Regions from separate parts of the Homo sapiens genome. Here region 2 is linked to region 1. Evidence: chromatin loops called from intact Hi-C (ENCODE). Cell type or tissue: ascending aorta. All regions are shown on one strand. Links, peaks and the distances in the headings refer to the core of each region. The heading gives the core; the rest is flanking DNA. Region 1 overlaps KANK1 (KN motif and ankyrin repeat domains 1). Region 2 overlaps KANK1 (KN motif and ankyrin repeat domains 1).

What was found. Peaks named below come from ENCODE experiments on the same cell type or tissue, not always from the same donor. Only the 100,000 strongest peaks of a DNase experiment are listed, where the experiment ranks them.
Region 2: it touches region 1 in a loop (4-fold over the local background); 3 of 110 quality-filtered maps call a loop at or near these places.

What each region holds. Positions count from the first base shown.
Region 1 is chr9:608,079-620,162 of GRCh38, forward strand. The region is part of intron 1 of KANK1 (KN motif and ankyrin repeat domains 1); the gene reads left to right. Among named protein-coding and RNA genes, the nearest start is that of KANK1-AS1, 71 kb to the right of the region's middle. In ascending aorta, for the core only: a CTCF peak has its summit at 5,923; DNase peaks (open chromatin) are centred at 5,973, 6,577, 9,663 and 10,355; H3K27ac peaks cover 4,880 bases.
Region 2 is chr9:732,724-744,807 of GRCh38, forward strand. KANK1 (KN motif and ankyrin repeat domains 1) reads left to right here. Exons shown (of 12, transcript NM_015158.5): 7 at 2,025-2,112; 8 at 5,562-5,781; 9 at 8,069-8,211; 10 at 9,482-9,682; 11 at 11,768-11,866. Among named protein-coding and RNA genes, the nearest start is that of KANK1-AS1, 53 kb to the left of the region's middle. RefSeq lists an enhancer at 5,166-6,365. In ascending aorta, for the core only: no CTCF peak of the experiment used is centred there; DNase peaks (open chromatin) are centred at 2,288, 2,618, 5,728, 6,118 and 1 weaker place; H3K4me3 peaks cover 329 bases; H3K27ac peaks cover 8,000 bases.

The DNA of each region.
Region 1 (12,084 bases), core at 2,553-10,552:
GGACTGCGGACTGCAGTGGCGCAATCTCGGCTCACTGCAAGCTCCGCTTCCCGGGTTCACGCCATTCTCCTGCCTCAGCCTCCCGAGTAGCTGGGACTACAGGCGCCCGCCACCGCGCCCGGCTAATTTTTTGTATTTTTAGTAGAGACGGGGTTTCACCTTGTTAGCCAGGATGGTCTCGATCTCCTGACCTCATGATCCACCCGCCTCGGCCTCCCAAAGTGCTGGGATTACAGGCGTGAAAACTTTCAGAATTATAACAATAAGTTTCATTTGTTGTATAGCACATTCTACGTGACCATAGACCAACTCTCCTTTATCAATATTTGTGTATTCTCTTAAAGAGCTAAAAGAAATCATTTTTTAAAAATTCTTTATATCTAATGTTGGCCAATGTTACCTATAAGAAAAGATCATTGTTTCAGAGCATGTGAGATGAAGATGATTGACTTTAGGGCATTTACATGTGGGAACTGTCAAGGTAGTTGAAGTTTACAAGAGTGGGCTCTCTCTCTAGTCACTTCGGGAGGAATGCCATCATCAGGACATCATCACGACTGACTGATTTGGTCAGTCTGTCTTTCATCAAGTCAGGGAGATAAACAGAATTGAAAAATTGTTCACAAAGGTTGTCAGTTATTAGGGTGTGGCTGACGAACCACACCTGAAGAGCTACCTAGATGAAGGCAACTCACAGAGTTACTTAACAACCTCCACCCCAGTTGATGGTCCAGAGTGTTTCCAAGGGAGGTGAACTAAGCCAATGTTGAGACTGAGTGGGATAAGGCCATGGTGACATGCATAATAGATGCATTCATACACATTGCTTCAATAGAGCATTTTCTTGGATGGAAGCATGGGAAATAACACATGGGCGTATACTCACGCTTGTTGTTAGCTTTCGGGGTCACTGCTGATATCCTTCCTTGTTCAGTTACCCTTTGGGACTTGAACTCCTGCAAGATCGTTGAAAATCTTCATGTTCTCAGAACTCAAAGGGAAGAAGACTTGACCCCTAACCCTTCAGAAAGCTGGCTGAAAAAAAAAAAGATTGTCCATAAATAGCAATTGGCTTTACCTAGTATTATTTACCACATTATTAAACTGCTAATTGCAGTGGTGTTTTTATAATGCCACTATATTATTTTAATTTAGAAAACATTTTATAAGTTTATTGTTTGTAAATTAAATAGATTTGCTTAACAGTTCTTTGGGAATTCCTTAAACTTTATTGCTAGCTACAAGTCCTTTTTAAATAGAATCAATAGGCTGGGCATCGTGGCTCACGCCTGTAATCCCAGCACTTTGGGAGGCCGAGGAGGGCGGATCACCTGAGGTCAGGAGTTCAAAACCAGCCTGGCCAACATGGTGAAACCCCATCTCTACTAAAAATACAAAAAATTAGCTGGGTGTGGTGGCGTGCACCCTTAGTCCCGGCTACTCAAAGGGCTGAGACAGGAGAATCATTTGAACCCCAGGAGGTGGAGGTTGCAATGAGCTGAGATCGCTCCACTGTACTCCAGCCTGGGTGACAAGAGTGAGACGCTGTCCCAAAAAATAAATAAATAAAATAAAATAATGAATAGACTCAATAGACATTGATCCTGCTAACATATTTTGCCTTTTAATCTATTGGTACTTCTTTTATTCCCTTTAAAGTTAATTCTAAATAAAGGAGAAGTATCTTAATTTGGTTAATATCATAGTTTGGAACTATGGCAAAATTATTTTTTCTCAGGCTACTTTCTAGTAAGTATTTTATATTTATTCACTAAAGAAAATTTTTAAAATTTCAAATTACGTAGAATTGTACCACTCTCACATAGAAATGTTTTTATCTTTCTTATACATATATTTATGTGGTTTGATTTTTATTTGGAATGCTTGTTTTACTTGAGGTGTCAGGACTTTCCACTCATTTATGAAGCCTTTACAATTATAATGATAAATACTGTTACATTAATGTACAATAATTTATAAAACTGACTTTCTCATGTTTAAAATTTAGATCGTGTCTAATTCTTTGCTACTTTAAGTATCATTGCAGTGAAATCTTCAGGCCATAATAAGTTACTTCCTTGCGATAAGTTCACAGGAATAACTAGATTAAAGGTATGAATACATTTTAATTTGGTTGAACACTTACGTTTATCAAAAACTCTTTACAAAAGTAACACAATTATCCTAATAAATTAGAATATTAGAAGTATATAAGATGAAAAAACATTCTCACTGAACTTCAGTCCTGCTCTCCAAAGTGAACCATGATGAGACCTTAAGCAAATGTTATATATAATGAGAAAAGATAGTCCTGAAGAATTGAGTGATATGGAAGTGATAATGGTGTACTATATGGGTGAAAAAATAAAGTACTGGTTTAGATACATGATTTAAGAAATAGAATCCTGACAGTTCCCTCTGTGGATAAGCCATAGAGGTGTCCAGTGTTGGTTTAATATAGCAGCTGGTTTGACCGAGTACCCTCTGCTGCGTCAGGTAATGTTAAATGATGTCCATGCCCCCTTGACTCTGATCAAGACATGGCTACAACCTGCAGTTTCCAGCTTTCCTGGGTTTAAGGGCCATTGAAGAATCCTTGTAGATAAGAGAAGAATTGTACATTCCAGGAACTGGAGGCATAGCTAGCCTTGGAAAGCTCGGAGGGTTAGTTGAGACAGCTTTAGACTTGCACATCTGTGACCTGAGTATCTTTGAGACTTGATTTCATCTTCTAGACCCAGAGGCAGAGATCATGTTTGTGGTTATTTTTCTGGGAACTGAGACTGGGCAAAGGGAAAGAGGCCAGTACGCAAGAGTGCTGTTTATAAATGGTTAACATCGTCCCCAGTCCCGTAGAAGAAGAATGAAATGGTATTCTCCTGTTTGGTGGTTTTATTTGATTGTTTTTGAATTCTTTGTCTCTGACAGAAGGCATCTTCTGTATCCTTTATGTTGTCACTCACTTTATTACTCTGGCATTATTATAATTAGGTTACCTTATCACTCCACCTGCCAGCCCTATCTCCATCCCCAAGACCTGAAGGGACGGTTGGCTTGACATGTGAGGAGGTTTTTTGGCCTTCAGAGATGTCGCTGTCAGCCCCCTGAGTTCCATTTGTTAGTATTGGGTCCAGCCCACAGCTTTCTACTAAAAACAACAGGCAAACTAAAGAATCTTTTAGTAAGTCACAGACAATTGTCACTGAACCAAGAGCCCAGCCCACGGGGCCAGTTCCTCACCGACTCTATGCCTTAATTTCCAATGTGTAAGCTTGGATGACTACACTTATCTCCAGGATTCAGTGTAGGACATAGAAAAAAGTACAGGACTCAAGTAATGATTGAACTTGGAATAAAAACCTTAAGGCCCATGTCCTCTGTCTCTCATGCTTTTCAGATGTGTCTTAGTGCCTGCTCCTTGCACAGAAGCTGAATCCAAACAAGCCACTGAGGAAGTTACATTTCACTTCACTTCTTAATAACATAGGTATGTCGATCCCATTAGATAGGAGTGTGTCTAAAATTCAGAACCTTTGACACTAATTATCTGACTGTCAAATGACAGTGTCATTCTATTTTGCAGGCATTTTTGATAGTTTATCTTCCCAGTAATATTTTTGTAATCTTCATCACCTTGACCATCTAACTCTTTTTTTTGGAGACAAAGTCTTTCTCTGTTGCCCAGGCTGGAGTGCAGCGGTGCAGTCTCAGCTCACTGCAACCTCCGCCTCCCGGGTTCAACCGATTTTCCTGCCTCAGCCTCCTGAGTAGCTGGGATTACAGGCGCATGCCACCACACCCGGCTAATTTTTTGTATGTTTAGTAGAGATGGGGTTTCACCGTGTTAGCCAGGATGGTCTCGATCTCCTGACCTTGTGATCCGCCAGTCTCGGCCTCCCAGGGTGCTGGGATTACAGGCGTGAGCCACCGCGCCCGGCCGACCATCTAACTCTTATGTGCCCTTGCCTGTACATATAAAAGTACATTTAAAAATAGGATTGGCTTTCATTTGCATAATGAACACACATATTACCCATAGTACCTCCCACACAAAGCCACCTATGCCTCTTAAATTGCACTTTGTTAATAGGAAACTATCTGTTGTTTTGTGCTTTTGGCAGCTGTAGAGAAAATACACAAAGCCAGGTGTTGTGGCTCTTGGGTAAGACTGAGAATGTGATTTTTGCAATCTGTGTTTTTTTAATAGCCAGTTATTGGAGATAAGAAAGAGAAATTCAGTACAAAGTCTAAGATGTCCCAGTGATGCACTCTGACTGGGTGTCATTATCTCAACAGGAATGAATGTAGTTCAACAGTATGTAGGCCCGGTTTCTTAGACATGATGTCTGCTGAAATGGTGATAAGGTATCCCACATTATCGGTGTTTTTTTGAAGACAGCCTTTAGGGTTTCAGTGTCATCATCTTTATGCCTTTTGCTAAAACAGTTTATGTTCTGCCTTTTAGTAAGCCTTTATGTTAAAAACGTTTCATATTAAAAAAAGTTATCATTTGGAATACATAGGTCAACTATCTAGGAATGGGACAAAGTACAGAAACAATGAGACAGGATTTGTGGGATGAGAAATTAAAAAAGCAGTCCCTTCAGCTGAAGAAGCTGCTTAGAAATTTAAGCCGGACATCTCAGGCGGCCATACTGGAATGGAATGTGGAAAAGGTAGCAGTTATATGTGAGCAATACCTTTGACTGTGACACTCTTTCGAACCCCAGTTTAGACCAGCAGCAGCTCTCCTAATGGGGAGTCAAGAAGTAGTAAGAGACCCTAAGAGTCATATAAGACACAAATCACCTTTGCCTGTGATATTTGCCATACATATGCCTATGGTTACATGCAGAGGATCCCAACAGGAGCATCATACACACAGCAAATAACACTAATGTGTTTTATTTATATGTACCAAATTAAAGGGGCATACAAAATAAAATTTTTAAATGAGTGGGTGAAGATATTGGGACAGAAGGAAGATATCAAGAGGAGGAAATATGGAGTAAAGATAGAGGTAGCATGTACTGTAAAAGATCTTGTAAGTAGACCAGAATAGGCCAGTAATTTGGCTCCATGCTTCCTAGCAGCCAAGGCAAAGAAGTAATTGTGACCAGATACATAGTTCACAGCATCTTTAAGATTCAGTAAGCTAGCAACTCAAGAAAAGCACAAGTAGTCACCATATAGGGACAAGTGGACCATGCTGTGAACAGCACACTAGATAGCAAGTACAGCTGTAACAATCGTTGCTGGAGATAGAGCAGAGCTTCAGTCCTTTATGACAAGCTTGTCCAACCCATGGCCCACAGGCTGCATGTGGCCCAGGACAGCTTTGAATGCAGCCCAACACAAATTTGTAAACTTCTTAAAACATGAGATTTTTTTAAAGCTCATAAGCTATCATTAGTGTTAGTGTATTTTATTTGTGGCCCAAGACAATTCTTCTAGTGTGGCCCAGGGAAGCCAAAACGTTGGACTCCCCTGCTGTATGGAAAATCGAATTTGTTTACATTCTCCTGTTGTATTCATTTTTGAAATTTTGCTAATTCCTAAAAGGAATCCACAGAGAGCAAACTCTCTATTACTAACTTTTTTCCTCTTCTCAATGTAAATTAAGTAGTATTTCAAATGAGATTAAAAACAGGATACTTCTTGAACTTTACTTTAAAAATACAGGTTCATGAGCCCCTTAAGTTTTGTGACTTTCTGTTGTAAAAAAGACTGTATTCACTAGATGGCAGTGTCACCAGCCTTTTGGGAAGTTAAATATGAGTGTGACTGTCCTAAGTACTAAACATGGGTAAAAGTAGGAAGACCATTTAACTGAGCATAAAGGATCTCATTTCTGCGCCCTACAGGAAAGAGTAGTTCTCCTTTTTCTCCTCCCCTCTTATTTGAGGCCGGGAAGAAGGCGCTGTGCATAGCGCTCCAAGCATCTCTGGGTGGCACTGGAGGGCCATTTTTCACAAGGAGCAAGTCGGCCAGCAGAGTGCTCAGTTCTTGGTCATGCCAGTGGCTGCAGGGTTTCCAGCCACTTGTCCTTGCTTCTTTGTTTCTGAACTTTCAGTCCGGGGCAGGAGTTACTGACAAGAGTTCACAAACCAGCTGTGAGATAATGGTGTATTGATAAGGTACAAAAGTGTGTTTAGCAGATGGGGATAATTTTTCGACCCTCAGTGTTTGTTTAAATTGTTTCTAGCATGAAAGCAATATGATCTCTCTCAGGAAATGAGATTGTTTTCTCTATTCAGGTAATAGGATCTTTTACCCATTTCCATCTTTGAGGAGTGATTATATACTTCTGCAGTTTTTTTAAATGAAAAAGATTTATTTTTAAATCATACTGGCATAAAGTTAATGGTATTTTGTTAAATTTTAGGATTTTTACAGCATATCTTGGCTGACACTGATCTTGGTCCTATCCTAGTGGCAATCTCTTAACAGTTGTGCTGCTGGTGTTATGAGTAGGACAGTTCCTCATTGTGTGGGACTGTCTCGTGTGCGGCAGGGTATTCTGCATTCCTGGCCCTTGCCCACTAAATGCCGGAAGTGCCCCTCAGACATGACTGCCCAGTAACACTCCCATGCATTTCCGTGTGCCTCCTGGGGTGGGGCCAGTACTCTCTAGTGTTGAAAACTGCTGGGCTAGAGATTTTGGTGTAGGTTGTGGGCCTTGTGGATTTAGTGAACATGATCTTTTAAAGAAATGTATATAAATGTACTTTATATTTTTAAAAAATCACTACAGCCCATCACCTTAAACTTCTGCTCATTCATATTTATATATGTATTCTGATTGTGATTACTCCTACATACAATTCTTAATATAGTACAAAATTGTACATATATAATTTTATGGTACCCATCCCCCCCCTGCCCTTTTTTTGAGACAGGGTCTCAGGCTGGAGTGCAGTGATGCAATCATGGCTCACTGCAGCCTCCGTTTCCTGGGCCCAAGCAATTCTCTTACTCAGCCTTCCGAGTAGCTGGTACCAAAGGTGTGCGCCACCATACCCAGCTAATTTTTAATTTTTTGTAGAGGGTCTCCCTGTGTTGCCCAGACTGGTCCTGAACTCCTGGCCTCAAGCAAGTCCTCCTGCATTGGCCTTCCAAAGTGCTGGGATTATAGTCTTGAGCTACCGCGCCTGGCATAGTATCATCTTTTTGATACCAACATACTATAAATATATTTTATTGCATTTTATTTGAAACTGTTAATAGACACATAATTTGCTGATGAATTGTATTCTTTGCTCTTTTAGTCCATCTGGCATCATATGCTCTTCCTTTTTGCTAGAATTCCCTCTTTTTTTCTTTCTACAGAAGTATCACTGGGTGGGAGAAAGCCTTACCTGTGATGGTTTGAGTACCCACATTTTAAAATTATGCTAGTTAAGAAGAGGGGGAATAATGTTGTTTCTTTTCTCTTTTTCTTATCAAATAGACTAAAAAGGCTACTCAAGGGCTGGAATTTGATTCCCACTTGTTCTTGTGGTACCTAGCACAGAGTCAGTCCCATAGTATATCCTTTAGGTAAAGACTTAATTAATTGGTGTGCTTTCAGTTTATTTTCCCTGGTTGGTCTTTGCATTTGTCCAGTTAACACCAGCTTCTGGATATTAGATCACCATAAAGTCCAAGACATGAAGAACAAATGTTATATATTCTCTTTGACATTTAAAGACAGAAGATAGTGGTAGAGGAGATCCCAAGTGATACCTAACCTAGCTAAAGACCCATGAGGAATGAAAGAACGAACAGGGAAAACAACTGCTGAATCCAGGTGGAAAAATGCTGGCCTACTTCTGGTCCTTGGTATGCCAGGATCCAAAGGTGGTGCCAGCTGATAGCATATGTTCAACAGCTGTGTTGATGCCATTTGCCTGCCCAGACAAGCCTCTTGAGGCATGAAAGCCTAAGGAAGGTTTCTCATATTAAGGATCAACAGGGACTCTTCTGTATCCGTCCTACCAGTGTCACCTCCCCACCCAGCATCAGCCGAGCACCACATCCACTGAAGCTCAATAAAGAAATGTTTAATGCTGAAGAGTTTCAATCAACAAGATGAAATTTTCAGGTTTAGGTAAACTTAGGAACTGGCTTGGGTTACTAGACTTCCAAATTTTATCCGGTCCTACCTTATTGCATGACATAACCGTGAGGACTAAAGTGAAGGCTTTTCAGCAGTCACTTCAGTGAGTCCTCAGCATTTAGGTGATACTGTATCAACTCGTGTCTGAAGCAACTTGGATTTAAGATAGTAGATCTTGTGCTGATTATTAGAATGGACATCCTGAACACCACTTAAATTACCATCAAACTGCATAGCCAGATCTTTAATTTACGAAACCTCTATTTTGTCACTTCTCCAAGCTGTCATTTAAGCTAAAAGCTGCTGTCTTTACACATATAAATCAAAGAAATATTTCATTTATATTCACTTGATACCTACCAAATTTCACCACTGGAATTTCTGAATACTTTATATCCTCTATCCTTCCATCCAGGCTTGGCTTTACTAAGTGTCCTTTCTAAGCCACTCATTATCAATCAAGATAGTAATTATTCTGCAAGACCCCAAATCTCAGTGGCTTTCAACAACACACACTGATTTTTTTACTCATATGCTACACGTCCATTATTTGTCAGCTGCAGCTGTGTTCAGTGTTGACCTCAACCTGTGATGGAGCAGCCTCTGCTTATGTCGCTGCTGTTCTTTATAGCAGAGGAAGGAAAGAAAGCAAGGCAAAGTTCCACACTAGCCCTTAAAACTTCTTCCTGGAAGTGAGACATGGTATTTCTGCTACCACTTCATTGGTTAAAGCAAGTCACAATGCCACACCCGAGTTGAGTGAGGGTGGGGATATGTGATTCTTCCTTAGGAAGGAGCAGGAAATTTTGGTGAATAGTAATGTAATCTACCACATGTTTAAAATGCAGTCCCTTCTCTAGAAGATCTCAGTAGTCTAAGAGAGAATAATTTTTTTTTAATATACTACCGTAAGTGAATGTTAGGTCAGTTAGGTCGATTTTTTTTTCATTCTTGCAAGGAATCATTATGTCTAATAAAATATAATAAAGAGTTTATGGTATATTTGAACTGTCCTTAATGTTATTTTACTGAGTCCAGTTCTTTTGGCAGTGGTTTAGTTTCTTTAACAATCTGTATTCTACAACTTCACTCGTTGCCTTCCTTGTTTAACATTTATTTTTCAAAACCAGACATGTCTTTTGTCTTCAAAGGATAAATGGAATTGGTTAGGAGAAGGATTGGGGAGGAGGGGGGTTGTGGCAAATGTCTAAAACCTATGTTTTATTCCCTTATTTTCTCAAAAATGTTAGCTCATGTTCACACGGGTTTATCTGTTTAGTCTAAGAAGTAGTTACTTTTGCTGTCTGGCCAAAGAGGTTCAGGACCCTGGAGCTTTGTTCTTTGGGACCCTGAAGGCAGCCTGGCAGGCAGAGCCCAGTATCACCTTTACAGCTACTTGATGGTGATCAAGAGCCAGCTGCTCTTCTTTCACCTGGCTGTTGGGGGAGGCACACCAATATGGGTGGGCAGGAAAAGTTACTTCCCAGGCTGAAATTTTCCCACCGTAAACTTAGGCTGATAGGCTGACAGTCTGCACCTCTCTTCCTCAGCAGACATTCCGATCAGCAGGCCAGTTTGTGACGCGTGCATGTGCACACTTCAGATTGCTTCTTCCACTTTCCTCTTTCCTGCTCAGGTTTCTCATAGGAGTAGGCTCCATGTAAGACTTCTGTCTTTTGTGAAAAAGAAAGCACGTATTTATAGAATGGAATTTCTTACTGAAAGAGGGTGCGGGCAGAATGGAGGATGACATGAATCCTGACTCAGTAACATTTATGGAACCACTCTCTGGATGCCACACTTACTGTGGGCAGTTACCAAAAAAATCAGTTTGGCCTACCTGCCTCCTAATATAATTTACCCTGCACACAAGGCAGTATCTTGAAGGTTATTTCAGTAGTACCCACGGAATTCTGCTTCCTTTAGGTAAGGAAAAGTATTCCCAAGAACAAAATATACAGGTTAAAGCCCATGTAATATAAAATTATGGCATTCATTGAAGAAAATACAGGCTATTCTAATTCCAGATCACATTTATTTATTTATTTACGAGACAGAGTCTCGCCCTGTCACACAGGCTAAAGTGCAGTGGCGTGATCTCAGCTCACTGCAACCTCCACCTGCTGGTTCAAGCAATTCTCCTGCCTCAGCCTCCCGAGTAGCTGGGACTACAGGCACACGCCACCACACCCAGTTAATTTTTGTATTTTTACTAGAGACAGGGTTTCACCATATCGGCCAGGCTGGTCTGAAACTCCTGACCTGAAGTGATCTGCCCACCTCAGCCTCCCAAAGTGCTTAGATTACAGTCGTGAGCTACCATGCCTGGCCCCAGATTACATTTTTAAAATGAAGAAACAGATATTTTCTCTTAGTCAAAATACTTATCGGAACAATTTTTTTTAAAGCAAAGATTGCATCATTTAAAAAAACATATTCACTCCTAGGCATCTGAATCACTGCTTCACATGCACAGTAGACATTCGTGAAATTATTTTTTTAAATGATGATGAATGCCAGGGCTTGCTTTTTTTAAAAAAAAGTCTCCAACCACAACATCCAAACTGGTCATTTGGGAAGTGATGCTTCCATTCAGTAAGAAAGCTCCTGCACACTGGGTGAACAGGCGGTGTTTTCTCCTCTCATCGCTGACATTTAATACCTGTCTTGAGGCAAAATTGTCTCCACCTTATTAATCCATGGCTCCTCACGAGCCTTAAAACAGAGAATAAAACTTGTCAAAGAAGAAAAATAGAAAATTAGAGAAAATAACCTCACTACTTATTTTCAGGCACCTTGTGACTTAAGAAAATGTTTTTAAATGTGGACTCTACATTTTATGAACTTAAATTTAGTGTCTGTTGGTCAAAATCCACAGGACCTTTAGGAGAGAAAATGGCCATAACTAAGTACAAGCCTCTCTTTTTAAATGCTTACCCAGGTCAGTTAAAAGCTTCCTTGTAGTTCTGAATCCTCAGTTCTTGCTTTACAGCCAATACTTAAAAGGAACAGGGGAGAGCTACAGTGCTTTTGAATTTCAGAGAGGCCTCTTATTTGTGCCTCAAGAATAGTTTGTATAAATGTTATATTTCAAGCCACACAGTACTTAAAACCATCACACTGTTTAGTTTATCTAGTTGGGTAGAAGAGGGGGCAAGAGAACAAAGCAGTATTAAATTAGGGCAGCAGCATCAGGGACAGGCTGATGTGAGAGCACCTTCTTTCTTGGGATGGGTAGAGTATAATTGTCCCTTTGCCTATCGTCAGATTTGGGTGGCCCAGTTGCTTTAAATTTTGAAAACATGGGAGTATTAACGCAAAGAAGAGCCAACATTAGTTCAGAATAGCTGAATTCATCATTCTTTTGGAACCAGTTTTGCTACTGTATAATGATAATAGCTCTTCAGCATTCATCTAGTGAGTGATAAAGATAAGTGATGATCCACAAGAAAGTTTACCTTTGACTTGTGGGTGCTCACGGACTGCAGAATGCAGATGTTCGTAGATCAGCCGTACTGTAATTTTCAAGGATTTAATATGCAATACATTCCTATATTAAGATGTTGAAACATTAAAATATTAATAATTTGCAATGATTTTTAAATACTTTAAACAGGCTCTTCCACTGGTGAGATTGTTTTTCCAAGCAGAGTTAGCTAGTTTAAATTCTTTCGTTGTGGCTGGGTGCAGTGACTCACGCTTGTAATCCCAGCATTTTGGGAGTCTGAGGCGAGCAGATCACCTGAAGTCAGGAGTTCGAGACCAGCCTGGCCAACATGGCAAAACCCTGTGTCTACTAAAAATAAGAAAATTAGCCTAGTGTGGTGGTGTGCGCCTGTAATCCCAGCTGCTAGGGAGGCTGAGGCAGGAGAATCGCTTGAACCTCGGAGGCAGAGGTTGAGCCAAGATCACACCACTGCACTCCAGCCTGGGCAACAGAGCAAGACTCCCATCTAAAAAAAAAAAAAATTGTTTTGTTGTATTCT
Region 2 (12,084 bases), core at 1,696-9,695, 120 kb after region 1:
GTTCCTCAGAGGTATACACATCTTGAGATACTAATATATACAAGTGCAGAGTATTACAACTCTTAGATCTCTTATGGTAGAATGGCCTGGTACCTAATCACCCTTGTTTTCTGAAACCTTAACTCTGCTATATAATTTAACATATGGAACCACAATCCACTAAAACTTGCATTGTTTGAACACCTTACCTTATATTTAAAGACATTTTAATTTTTTGGTGGCCAGCCTACTTTAAGATTTCAGATTTTATGTTTAGCCATTTATCTTGATACAGGTGTATCATTATTACAGGATCATTGTGTGGATGAGGCCTCAGCCAAAGATCACATATACTGTAAAGATGATGCATATCACTTACATGTTTGTATTTTGTTACACATTGAATGATCAGGAATACCACAAGAATGGATTTGGGTATATCATAAATAGTAGCTGAAAAACACTCTGGTTGGCTGAAATATGTGCCTCAGAATGTAAGTTTTCAAGACCATTAGATAAGGATTTGATGCTCATAAAATAGAGAGTAGAAAAGGTGGAAACTTCAGTATGGTTTTTCAGTATGTGAAATATAAATAGAACATTTCAGAAAACTTACCTCTATTTAATTTGGCAAATGAAAGTTTAACTGCATTAAAACAAGGTAAGTGTTTTTAGTTTATATTTCCAAGTGTTTCACATGGCTTTTTAACAGCTTTGAGATGTAATTTATATACCATATGTCATTTTTTTACTTTTCATATGGGTTAAACACTTGAGTCACCAAATGTGGGTTCAGATGTGTGGTTTACTGGTCAGCACGATGGATATATGGTAATTTGTGGAAAGTCAAGGCAAGAGGATCGCTTGAGCACAGGAGTTTGAGACTAGCCTGGACAATATAGTAAGACCTCATCCCTACAAAAATATCAATTACCTGGGCATGGTGTCACATGCCAGCTGCTCTGGAGGATAAGGTGGGAGGATCACTTGAACCCTGGAGGTTGAGGCTGCAGTGAGCCAGTGCACTCCAGTCTGGGTGACAGAGCAAGACCCTGTCTCAGAAAAAAAGTAATTTGGGTCTCCTTCAACCCCCTTAAAATTAAAAATATTTTTTAAAAACTTAGAACAGGTTGGGCACAGTGGCTCACACCCATAATGCCAATACTTTGGGAGGCTGAGGCAGGCAGGCAGATAGCTTGAGCCCAAGAGTTCGAGACCAGCCTGGGCAACATGGTGAAACCCTGTCTCTACAAATACAAAGCCGGGTGTGGTGGCACACACGTGTAATCCCAGTTACTTGGGAAGCTGAGGTAGGAAGATTGCTTGAGCCTGGGACAGCAAAACTACAGTGAGCCGTGATTGCACCACTGCACTCCAGCCTGGGCAACAGAGTGAGACCTTGTCTCAAAAAAAAAAAAAAAAAAAAAAAAACTTAAAAATGGCAAAAAAAAATCTCTAAATGTTATTCCAGAATGTCATAAAGGCCAATTGGTGAAGCCGAATGTCACCCTCCCAAACAAGGCCTCAATCTCTGGCTGGAGGTGTTGGCTCTGCACAGTGGACGTAACCCTTAGACCCCTAAGGATTTCTGTGCTGCCTCTGCCCAAGCACCTTGTGCCATAATGACCTGCCTGGGCTGGCTTGGGGCCACTTGCCTTTTAAAAATATATTTTTAAAAGTTGAAGCTGCGCAGTGTCCCACCCCTGTAATCCCAGCACTGTGGGAGGCCGAGGCAGGTGGATCACCTGAGGTCAGGAGTTCAAAACCAGCCTGGCCAACATAGTGAAACCCCGTCTCCACTAAAAATACAAAAATTAGCTGGGCCTGGTGGTGCACACCTGTAGTCCCAGCTACTAGGGAGGCTGAGGCAGGAGGATTGCTTGAATCCAGGAGGCGGAGGTTGCAGTGAGCCAAGATCATGCCACTGCACTCCAGCCTGGGCGACAGAGCATGACCCTGTCTCAAAAAAAAAATTAGATATTTGGGTTGAAATAAAAATGATTTTCTTCTTGTGACCAATCGTAACTTGTTTTTTCTCCTTTCAGGTATGAATTAAGTGAAAAGATGTTGTCTGCATGCAACTTACTGAAAAATACTATAAATGACCCCAAAGCTTTGACCAGCAAAGATATGGTGAGTCTGACCTGCAAACACCATCCCCAGTGTGTACAAAGTGCATGAGTGGGTTCATTGTCAAGGCCAGCTGTAGGCTGCCCGAGCTGTTGCTTGCATGCTTTTCTCCTGAACTGTTTCCAGCATGAGTGGGCTGGGTAAACATCATGTGGTCTTGCTCCCTGGATCACACTGCCAGCGTTTCCTTGAGGCCCAACTTCGGACATCCTTTACCCACCCTGGACTTTTCCTGGGGTGGAGGCATCTGTGAGGCGTACACTTGCAGACAGAAAGCAGGGCTAATTGCAGTCAGTCGTCATCTTTCTACATATTTCATTTCTATTTATAGAACAGTAAGATCCAGGGAGCAGCATCCAAGAATTTTTTTTTTAAGTTAGCATATGTTTTTAAAAGAAACCTATCTGAGCCAAGGTCAGCATTCCTTTCAGTTATGAAACTGTATGTTATGCTCTGATGTGGAATGCAGGCGGCCACTATTTTTAAACATAAAAATAACCGCACTTGTCATCTCGCAGTCTAAGAAATTCAGAGCAAACAGCAAAGAGTTTGTGGTTGCCTTAGTGATCATGAATGGTACAACATAGGACACAAGTATTTCTATGGCAATGGTTAATGTGACACCATGGCCAAGAATGACATATTCTCATGTGTCGAAGTTATGTGCACATTCTTTCATAGGCCAGACTAACCCCCTGGTTGACAGCTGTCTTTTTTATTAGTGCATTGAGAAAATGTAGGATCCCCTAAGGATACCGAAATGCACAGATACTCAAGTCCCTTATGTAAAATGGTGTAGTATTTGCATATAAACTATGCATCTACTTTAAATTCTGCCATATATTTTAAATCATTTCTATATCATAATACCTAATACAGGGCCAGGTGCAGTGGCTGACACCTATGATCCCAACACTTCGGGAGGCCGATGCAGGTGGATCACATGAGGTCTGGAGTTCGAGACGAGCTTAGCCAACATGGTGAAACCCTTTCTCTACTAAAAATACAAAAAGTTAGCCAGGCATGGTGGTACACCCGTGTAATCCCAGTTACTCGGGAGTCTGAGGCTGGAGAATTGCTTGCACCCGGGAGGTGGTGGTTGCAGTGAGCCAAGATTGCACCTCTGCACTCAAGCCTGGGTGACAGAGTGAGACTCCATCTGAAAAAAAGCCTGGAGTGCAGTGGCGTGATCTCGGCTCACTGCAAGCTCCGCCTCCCGGGTTCGGGCCATTCTCCTGCCTCACCCTCCCCAGTAGCTGGGACTACCGGCGTCCACCACAACGCCCGGCTAATTTTTTTGTATTTTTAGTAGAGACCGGGTTTCACCGTGTTAGTCAGGATGGTCTCGATCTCCTGACCTCGTGGTCCGCCCATCTTGGCCTCCCAAAGTGCTGGGATTTACAGGCATGACCCACCGCGCCTGGCCTCAAAAACTTAACACAATGTAAATGCTATATAAATAGTTGTTATACTGTATTGTTTTGTATTACATATTTTTTAAATATTTTCACTCTGCCAGTGGTTGAATCTATGGAAATGGAACCTGTAGATACAGAGGGCCAGCTGTACTAAATAAAATTGCTGGTCAAGTCCAGGCACAGTGGCTCACACCTGTAATCCCAGCACTTTGAGAGGCCAAGGCAGTGGATCACTTGAGCCCAGGAGTTCAGTTTGAGACCAGCCTGGGCAACATGGCAAAACCCTGTCTCTACAAAAATTAGCCAGGTATGATGGCATGTACCCATGGTCCTAGCTACTTGGGAGGCTGAGGCAAGAAGATAGCTGGAGGCCCAGGAAGTTCAGGCTGCAGTGCTCCATCATCATGCCACTGCACTCCAGCCTGGGAGACAGAGTGACACCCTCTCAAAAAAAAAAAAAATTCCTAGTCAAGGGGAAACATAGAACTACATATTGAAATTCTTGGATTTGTATTCATGAAAATACCTGGCTATACCCTGGTCACTAGTAAAACCATAAAATCTCACTGCAGGGTCAGTATTTCCCATCAGGTTTAACCTAAACTTAAAACTGGTGCCTTACAACCCCAGATTTTATAGCCATAGTACACTTTTCTTTCACTGTTCTCAAAATACTAGGTTACGTGGCCTTTGGGAAGGATTCTGTTTTCCTGCATCCTCCAAATTGCCGAGCATGGTGTCATCCACACACACTGTGATGGGTACATCTTTTTAACTGAATTTTCATTTGGTGTGAAAGTGTTTAAAGTATTGTGTTGTGAAAAGTAGTGGACGAGTAAACACAATGCCAGGGCTAGATAATCATGTCAGGACACCAGTTATTTAGCAGTAATAGAATTAGAATGACCAGAAGACATAATTTCCCTTCTTTCAGTGTGACAACTCCAGAGAAACAGGAATGTGAATATATACAGAAAAAAAAGGACACTCTTCAAGTGACCCAAAATGTGATTGAAATGGTTAAAACTAAATAATCAGTAGCAGGATGATAAAGAGATGGAAGCTCTATAATCCCAACTCTACCTTTTCTACAGAAAGAGGACTTCTTGGGTTCTGGTGCTTCTGACATAGGCTGTCTTTCTTTGATATATTTTTAAACTTTTAAAGAGTAAGCACAGCAGAAATGAATATTAAACTCATATGAAGGCCCATTGAAAAGACACTGTAGTCATCCTCATCACCAGTACTGACTGCTCAGTCTCCACTGAGCTTCATGTGACCCAGGGTTGAGTTGATCATCCACAAAGCAAGTGCCTTCTTCATGTGTCCACAGCCTAAGGAAGTCAGAGTGGAGCTGATGAGAGAATGAAATTAGTTCCAGACGGGGTTCCCTTTTATTTTCCCTTTCCGTGGTTGAACAGTTGTATTTGGGATTGGGGTGGGAATTGGGTTGGCTATACACGTACGGTCTCCCAACCTAGTGCTGTGCTGAGGAGTTGAAGGAGGTGAGTTTGGTCTGGATAGGAAGGAAGCAGCATAATTCAGTGTAGGCTAGTTAATTTCTTCCTAATTTCTATGAAAATTGTTTGCAAGGCCAGTATGATTACATCATATTAATAGCTTAATAAATGGAGCCAAGCCTGAGTGTTTATTCTCATCACAGAAACTATGAAAGCATGGTATTATCCAGTTTTTCAGATGAGGAAACGGAAGCAGAATAACTTCCCTCGGGTCATAAAGCTTTTAGGTAGCAGAGCCTGCATTTGAAACTCAGTGGTCTGGCTCCAGAGCCTCTGCTTCTGCATGGTGCTGTCTGGTCTCCTTTATAGACATTAGAATCTACACGTCATTTAAAATCAGGAGAAATGTCCCAGTTTGGTGTTTGAAGCTTCTCTTAGGGCTGTTGGTTTTTGAGAGCAGATTCTAACTGCATATATATACTTTGACTATAAAAGGACAGGTTACTTGTGCTTTCAACTAGGTCTCAGAAAGTCTATAAATAGAAGAACTAACGACCACTTGGTGTTTTGGCAGAGGTTCTGTCTGAACACCCTCCAGCACGAGTGGTTCCGCGTGTCCAGTCAGAAGTCAGCCATTCCAGCCATGGTGGGGGACTACATAGCTGCTTTTGAGGCCATTTCCCCAGATGTCCTCCGCTATGTCATCAACTTGGCAGACGGCAACGGCAACACAGCCCTCCATTACAGCGTGTCCCACTCCAACTTCGAGATTGTGAAGCTGCTGTTAGATGCCGGTATGTTGGCTGCCCTTCCACCCTCTCTTCTCTAACAGTACTTGGGTTGTGACTCATCTCAGAGAACCTGGTTGAGCCACTCCTGAATTCTCTGACCATGCTAAAATCCTTTTTATTGCTTTTCCACATGACATGGCAAGAATTTTCTTGAGTCATTCATAAGAGGCTTGAAGTTTAAACAAAACTGGGTGACACAGATTCTAGATCTGTTTTTGAAAGGAGGTTTTGAGGATCTTCTTGCTGCAGTTCAGCTGCATTCAAAAGTGAGAGGTGTATGCCTGGTAAGAAGCATGTCTCACGTTCCCTCCTGAGCTGAATCATGCGGGCTTGGCCGGTTTGCACTCAGGAGGCAGAGTGCTGCTTACAGGCCCAGGGTCACAGCCTTGGTGCGTGTGGACCACTTGATTTGACCTTACTCCATGACTGCTGTCCTTGCAGAAGTGTGTGGTTAGTCAAGATGGGGACTAAGCAAAGCCACCTTAACAGATGGTCAAATGATCACCATTCTCACCAAAATATACTGTTATTGGGGAAACAGCATAGAGCAAAGGGCATGTTATTCTTGTCTCTCAACCATAATAGAATAGTAGAAACTTGTTATCCCAGAATAGAGCCAGTGGACATCTTAGACATGAAGTGAGGGAGGGGCACATACACAGATGGTACCCTCAAGAAACTGTGAGCTTTCAACTTCTTGTTCAAATGGAGCAGCCTGATGCCACATAGACCCCAAGTCTTTTAATTTTTGTAATACATATTTTTATTTCTAGTATGTGACAGAGAAGTCAGAGTATCTCAGTCTGATTAATGAGGATGTAGTGTGAACCTTAGAATATGCAATCATACTGTCCAATTTTCTGAAATTCTGTCTTCATCCACTGTCCAATCTCTTCTGCTCTGTTTTGGGAACTTGGAATTGATGCAGAGAAGAAAGCCAAGCAGATTTATCCTTCCTTTCTCTTATAAGTGTGTTTGTTCCCTCTTTTTGGAGCCATGTTAGGGTATAACTGCTTCCATCTTACAGGAAGGAATTTCAAGCCCCTCCTCTTCAGGCTTTCTAGACTATAAACAGAGCTGGTGATACAGTCAGCCAGAGTGATTGTTTAAACAGAAGTAGATAATATCCAGGGAAGCTGAAAACAAGATTTCACTATCACTCCTGACAGGAACAGCTTAGTATACCCTTAGAAGTTGATAAAACATCTTGGCAAATTAAATAATTTTAATTCCATTGCTGGATGGTTTGGGTTAATCACTTATCTTAATGGTTACTGCTCCCCCTTCTAGGCTGAGATTCTGGCTCCATAAGGTGTAGATCTAGGATGCTTCAGCATCTATGCAGAGCAGAGTCCGCAAAGTCCGAGGTGCTAAGGAGCCCCGAAGCGCACACGAATTCACCTGCTTCTCCTCCACAGGGCCTTTTATTTTCTGCATTAAAAACACCCACTTTTAAAAACATGTCCTTAGTATGGAGTTGTTTGGGATCTTAAGGTAAATGTTCATGGTACCTTTTATTTTCCTTTATGATAGAAACATTCTGAACATTTTAACTTCATATTTGGTCCCACATAAAAGCTGCTTTCTAACACTCACCATTCCGGTCATTTCAGAGAAAGTGCCGAAGGAACTTTTAAATGCCCGAAGGATAATTTTATCCCTGAAGACTCCTTAAGAATTACAAGAATAGAAAAGGTCTGGTTCATCGATTCTGTTAAGGGGACTTAACTGCATTTGTTCTCGACCATAAATTCTGGAGCTGGATGTTATATGATTGGAATTCTGCTTTTCAGGACCCCCGACAGGCCAGAGTAGTAAATTCAGAGTCTCAGAATGAGTAATGTTTGGATAAGTAGGTACCACCCTGTCCAACGTTCCATACGTAAGCGTTTGCAAACACTTCGTTCATGAATAGCTCACTACCTGCTTCACTTTCCTAAACACAGCTGAGTGCCTAGATTCCAAAAATCGTTTATTCTCAAGAGCAACCAGTAGAACAACCACCCTGACTTCCAAGCCATTGCATTTCAGCCACCAGTTGCAAACAAGATACGCTGTGGAAGCTTACCGTTGTTTCTCTTGCTTCAGGTGTCGTGAAATAGGGGGAAAAAAAGTTTTTGGTTTAGTATGAAAACATCTCTCACATTTCCTTCTAAGTCACTCTTGGTCTCCAGCCACCTGGTACCATTTCACTGGGCTCCTGTAAACACCATCCCTTCAGTGGCTTCGTAAGCGGCTGCTATTAGAAGGGGCTGCTTCCTAAGAGACTTTTTTTTTTTTTTTTTTACAGATGTGTGTAATGTGGATCACCAGAACAAGGCAGGCTACACCCCCATCATGTTGGCGGCCCTCGCCGCTGTGGAAGCAGAGAAGGACATGCGGATTGTGGAAGAACTCTTCGGCTGTGGGGATGTGAATGCCAAAGCTAGTCAGGTTAGTGCGCCTGGTTCCTGTGCTCAGGAATGCACCCGTAACCAGCAGACAGGACTGCGGTGGCCATTCTGGCAGAGCAGGCATAGATGCCACGCTTCCACCACAGTGCACTTGTTTGCAGGCCTGCCCTGAGTCCATACACTGCCTGGCACTCCTTGCTGACCAAACATACCAGGGAAATATGGGCTTAAATTTCACACTGGAAACTTCTCCCTCCTTTGCCTTGCCTTTTGTCCATTTGCATAGTTTGCATGGAAATACTGTTAGTTCCCCTACATATAAATGATTGCGCATCCCCATCAGATGCTCAGTGACTGTTGCTTCCTGTCTCTGTGTTGTACTGTCTTCATAGCAAACAGTGTCCCAGGTCCAGATGTGTTCACAGCTTGACTTTTTTTTTTTTAAGAGACGGTCTTGCTCTGTCCCCCAGGCTGGAGTGCAGTGGCGGGATCTTGGCTCACTGCAACCACCCCCGGCTCCCTGGTTGCAGTGATTCTCCTGCCTTAGCCTCCCGAGTAGCAGGGACTAACAGGCACACACCACCACACCTGGCTTTTTTTTTTTTTTTTTTGAGACTAAGTCTCATTCTGTCACCCAGGCTGGAGTGCAGTGGTGCGATCTTGGCTCACTGGAAGCTCTGCCTCCCGGGTTCACACCATTCTCCTGCCTCAGCCTCCCAAGTAGCTGGGACTACAGGCGCCCACCCCCACGTCCGGCTTATTTTTTGTATTTTTAGTAGAGACAAGGTTTCACCGTGTTAGCCAGGATGGTCTTGATCTCCTGACCTCATGATCCACCTGACTCAGCCTCCTGAAGTGCTGGGATTACAGGCGTGAGCTACTGCGCCAGCCCCTGGCTTTTTTTTAAGTAGAGATGGGGTTTCAGTGTTGCCCAAGCTGCTCTTGAACTCCTGAGCTCAGACAATCTGCCTGCCTCAGCCTCCCAAAGTGCTAGGGTTACAGGCGTGACCCACCACTCCAGGCCCACAGCTTGACTTTTAACCACCACCTGAACTTCCAGCCCCTTACTCTACTGAGACATCCTCCACGCTAAAATGAAGTTGGCTCCTTACTTTATGCCCTTCCTTTGCTCATAGCTCATGGGAAGCTGGTTTCTCCCTGCTTGCCACCACCTGCCCCAAGTAGTTCCATCGCCAGTTCTTTCCCTTCTGTCACCACACTCTTCCCCCTTTCCCTAGCACAGCCCCACTAGAGGCCACCACTGCCAGCTCAGTACGTACTTCTGAAGTCCTTGTCATCTCTTCCCATAGGCGGGACAGACGGCCCTCATGCTGGCGGTCAGTCACGGACGGATAGACATGGTGAAGGGCCTTCTGGCCTGTGGGGCTGATGTCAACATCCAGGATGACGAGGGCTCCACGGCCCTCATGTGTGCCAGCGAGCACGGACACGTGGAGATTGTCAAGCTGCTGCTGGCCCAGCCCGGCTGCAACGGTCACCTAGAGGACAACGTAAGCTGTCTCCATTGGGCCTCCTGGCCAGGGGTCTGGGGGACTCTGGACGGGAGCTCTGGGAGTGCCTTTTGGCCAGGAGCGACCAAATCCTCCTCTATTCTCCTCTGGGATTTGTGTCGCCATCTAGGTGCCTCCCTTCACAGCCAAGCTTGGCTACACTTACTGTGTGTGTGCAAACTAACACGCTCATAAACTAGTACCCAAAGCAGAATAAATAGGCCCTACCCCAAAAATTCATGAAATGAAAAAGTGATTTAACGGGCATGTCCAAGAGCCCCTCTACTAAAGGGAAATCAATGGATTTGCACTGCAGAATCAAATTCAGTGTAGGTGACTTCTGACAGGTGCACTTGGAAATCTGGATTATCATTAGAGGCTGGGGTTACACGGTGACTAAAACCAGTTCCTACTATAGTGAACCTTTTCCACCCAAAGTGAACACACTGACCCATCAAAGTGAGTAGCTTGTGACACAACATATGCCAGAGCCTGCAGAGTAGCTTGACTTCTTGAAGCGTTTTCCCATTTCTGCTTAGTCTGTCCCATCAACACCACTCTGCTCTCTTCTCCCAGTTCCCAGGCTGTCCACATTTCCAGATAACTCCTTGACCGGGAAACTCAACCAAAGGGGGTACTTTTGCGTGTCTCTAGGCCAAAGGACAGGAGTGGTGATAGGTAGAAGGTAGGAACTGGCATGTAGGCAGTGAGATGGTGTAAAGGTCACAGAGGTCGGGTTGGCTTGGTTCCGTTTTTGAAAGTTTATCTCTGTGGATCACAGGTTTGGATCAGAGCTTCTTTAGCTCAAAACACCAAAAAGTTAGGAAAATATCCTTTGTAGGTCAGATTCTTCTGGGCCCAAGCCAGTAGGGAGAAAAACCAGCGGAGTTTTTCACTGGTATGAGGGACTGACTAGCTTCACACTCAGCCATCTCCACAGGAGCACATGGAAGCTGCAGCTGTAGCAGATTCCCTTCTTCCCCTCTGTGGGAGGGAGAGCTTCTGACCGACTTCTTTCTTCCAGAAGAGTTTGTTAGCTGTGCTGTGGTTTTTGTTTGATTTTACTTCTATTATCTTTCAAAGCTTTTGAGGGGAAGGATCATAAGATTAAACCAAAGAGAACTGTGTCCTGCTGCTGCTGCTGACCAGAGGGAAATCCGTATTTCAAGACTAGATAGGCTGGGCACAGTGGGTCACTCCTGTAATTCCAGCACCTTGGGAGGCTGAGACAGGAGGATCGCTCGAGCCCAGGAGTTCAAGACCAGCCTGGGCAACATAGTGAGACTCCCATCTCTACAAAAAAAAAATTATCTAGGTGTGGTGGTATGCACCTGTAGTCTCAGATACCGTGGTGGTTGAGGCAGGAGAATCACTTGAGCCCTGGAGGTCAAGGCTACCGTGATCTGTGATCGTGCCACTGCACTGCAGCCTGGGAGACAAACCCTGTCTCAAAAAACACACTAGACAGAAGACAAGTTGTGTTGTTCTTTCCCTTGATACTCCTTTATATCCATTTAAATCCCTGAAATTTAATGGAAATCAAGCAGTTAAGTGAAGCTTTTTTCACCCATATGTAGTGTTTCCCCTCTTATTTCCAGAAGTTGGATCTGTGCAACCCACTGGGATTGCGTGCTTACACACAGATGTTACTTGTAGCCTTAAACCGAGGTGGTTTAGGGTTTTAGGATCACAGTGCCCTCTCTAAGAGGAAAGGTAAAAGATCTTTGGCAAATTGCAGAGTCTCTAAACACACACTACTGCTGCTTGCCTGGTCATTCATAATTAATTAGAAGAAAAAAAAACTTTCTATCCCCATCTTCTGCTTCCCCCTCCTGGTGGGCAGAATGGTTGAGTAAGATAATCCTCTTAACTGGGACCTCTGGAGGGTGGAGGCTTGCCTCATTCATCTTCACATCCTCAGGCCTTCACCCTTAGAGGTCCCAAAAAAGTTTCCCAGAAGACCGAACGAGTAGGGATATTTGGGGAACCTTGCCAATTATTGGAGGGTGTTTTGTTCTGTTACCTTTCGGTTGTCTGGAGGTTTGAGAAACCCAACATGGCTTGTTCTTTCCATCTTATCTTAAGGATGGCAGCACTGCGCTCTCAATCGCCCTGGAAGCAGGACACAAGGACATCGCTGTTCTTCTGTATGCCCATGTCAACTTTGCAAAAGCCCAGTCTCCGGTCAGTGTTGTGCATTTGGCATTTGTAAATAGGCTGAAATCCACCAGACTGGTGGACCCCCTTCCTCCAGGAATTGACGGGAGACAGATTTTATGTTGATTCAGAAAATGGAAGTTTTAGTCTGGAGCTTAAGAGTTCATCCTTTCCGCCTCCACCCCGCAAAAAGCAGGAGAACTAATGTTTTAGCAGAGGCTGGACCTTGCTTGTCCTTGCAAGAC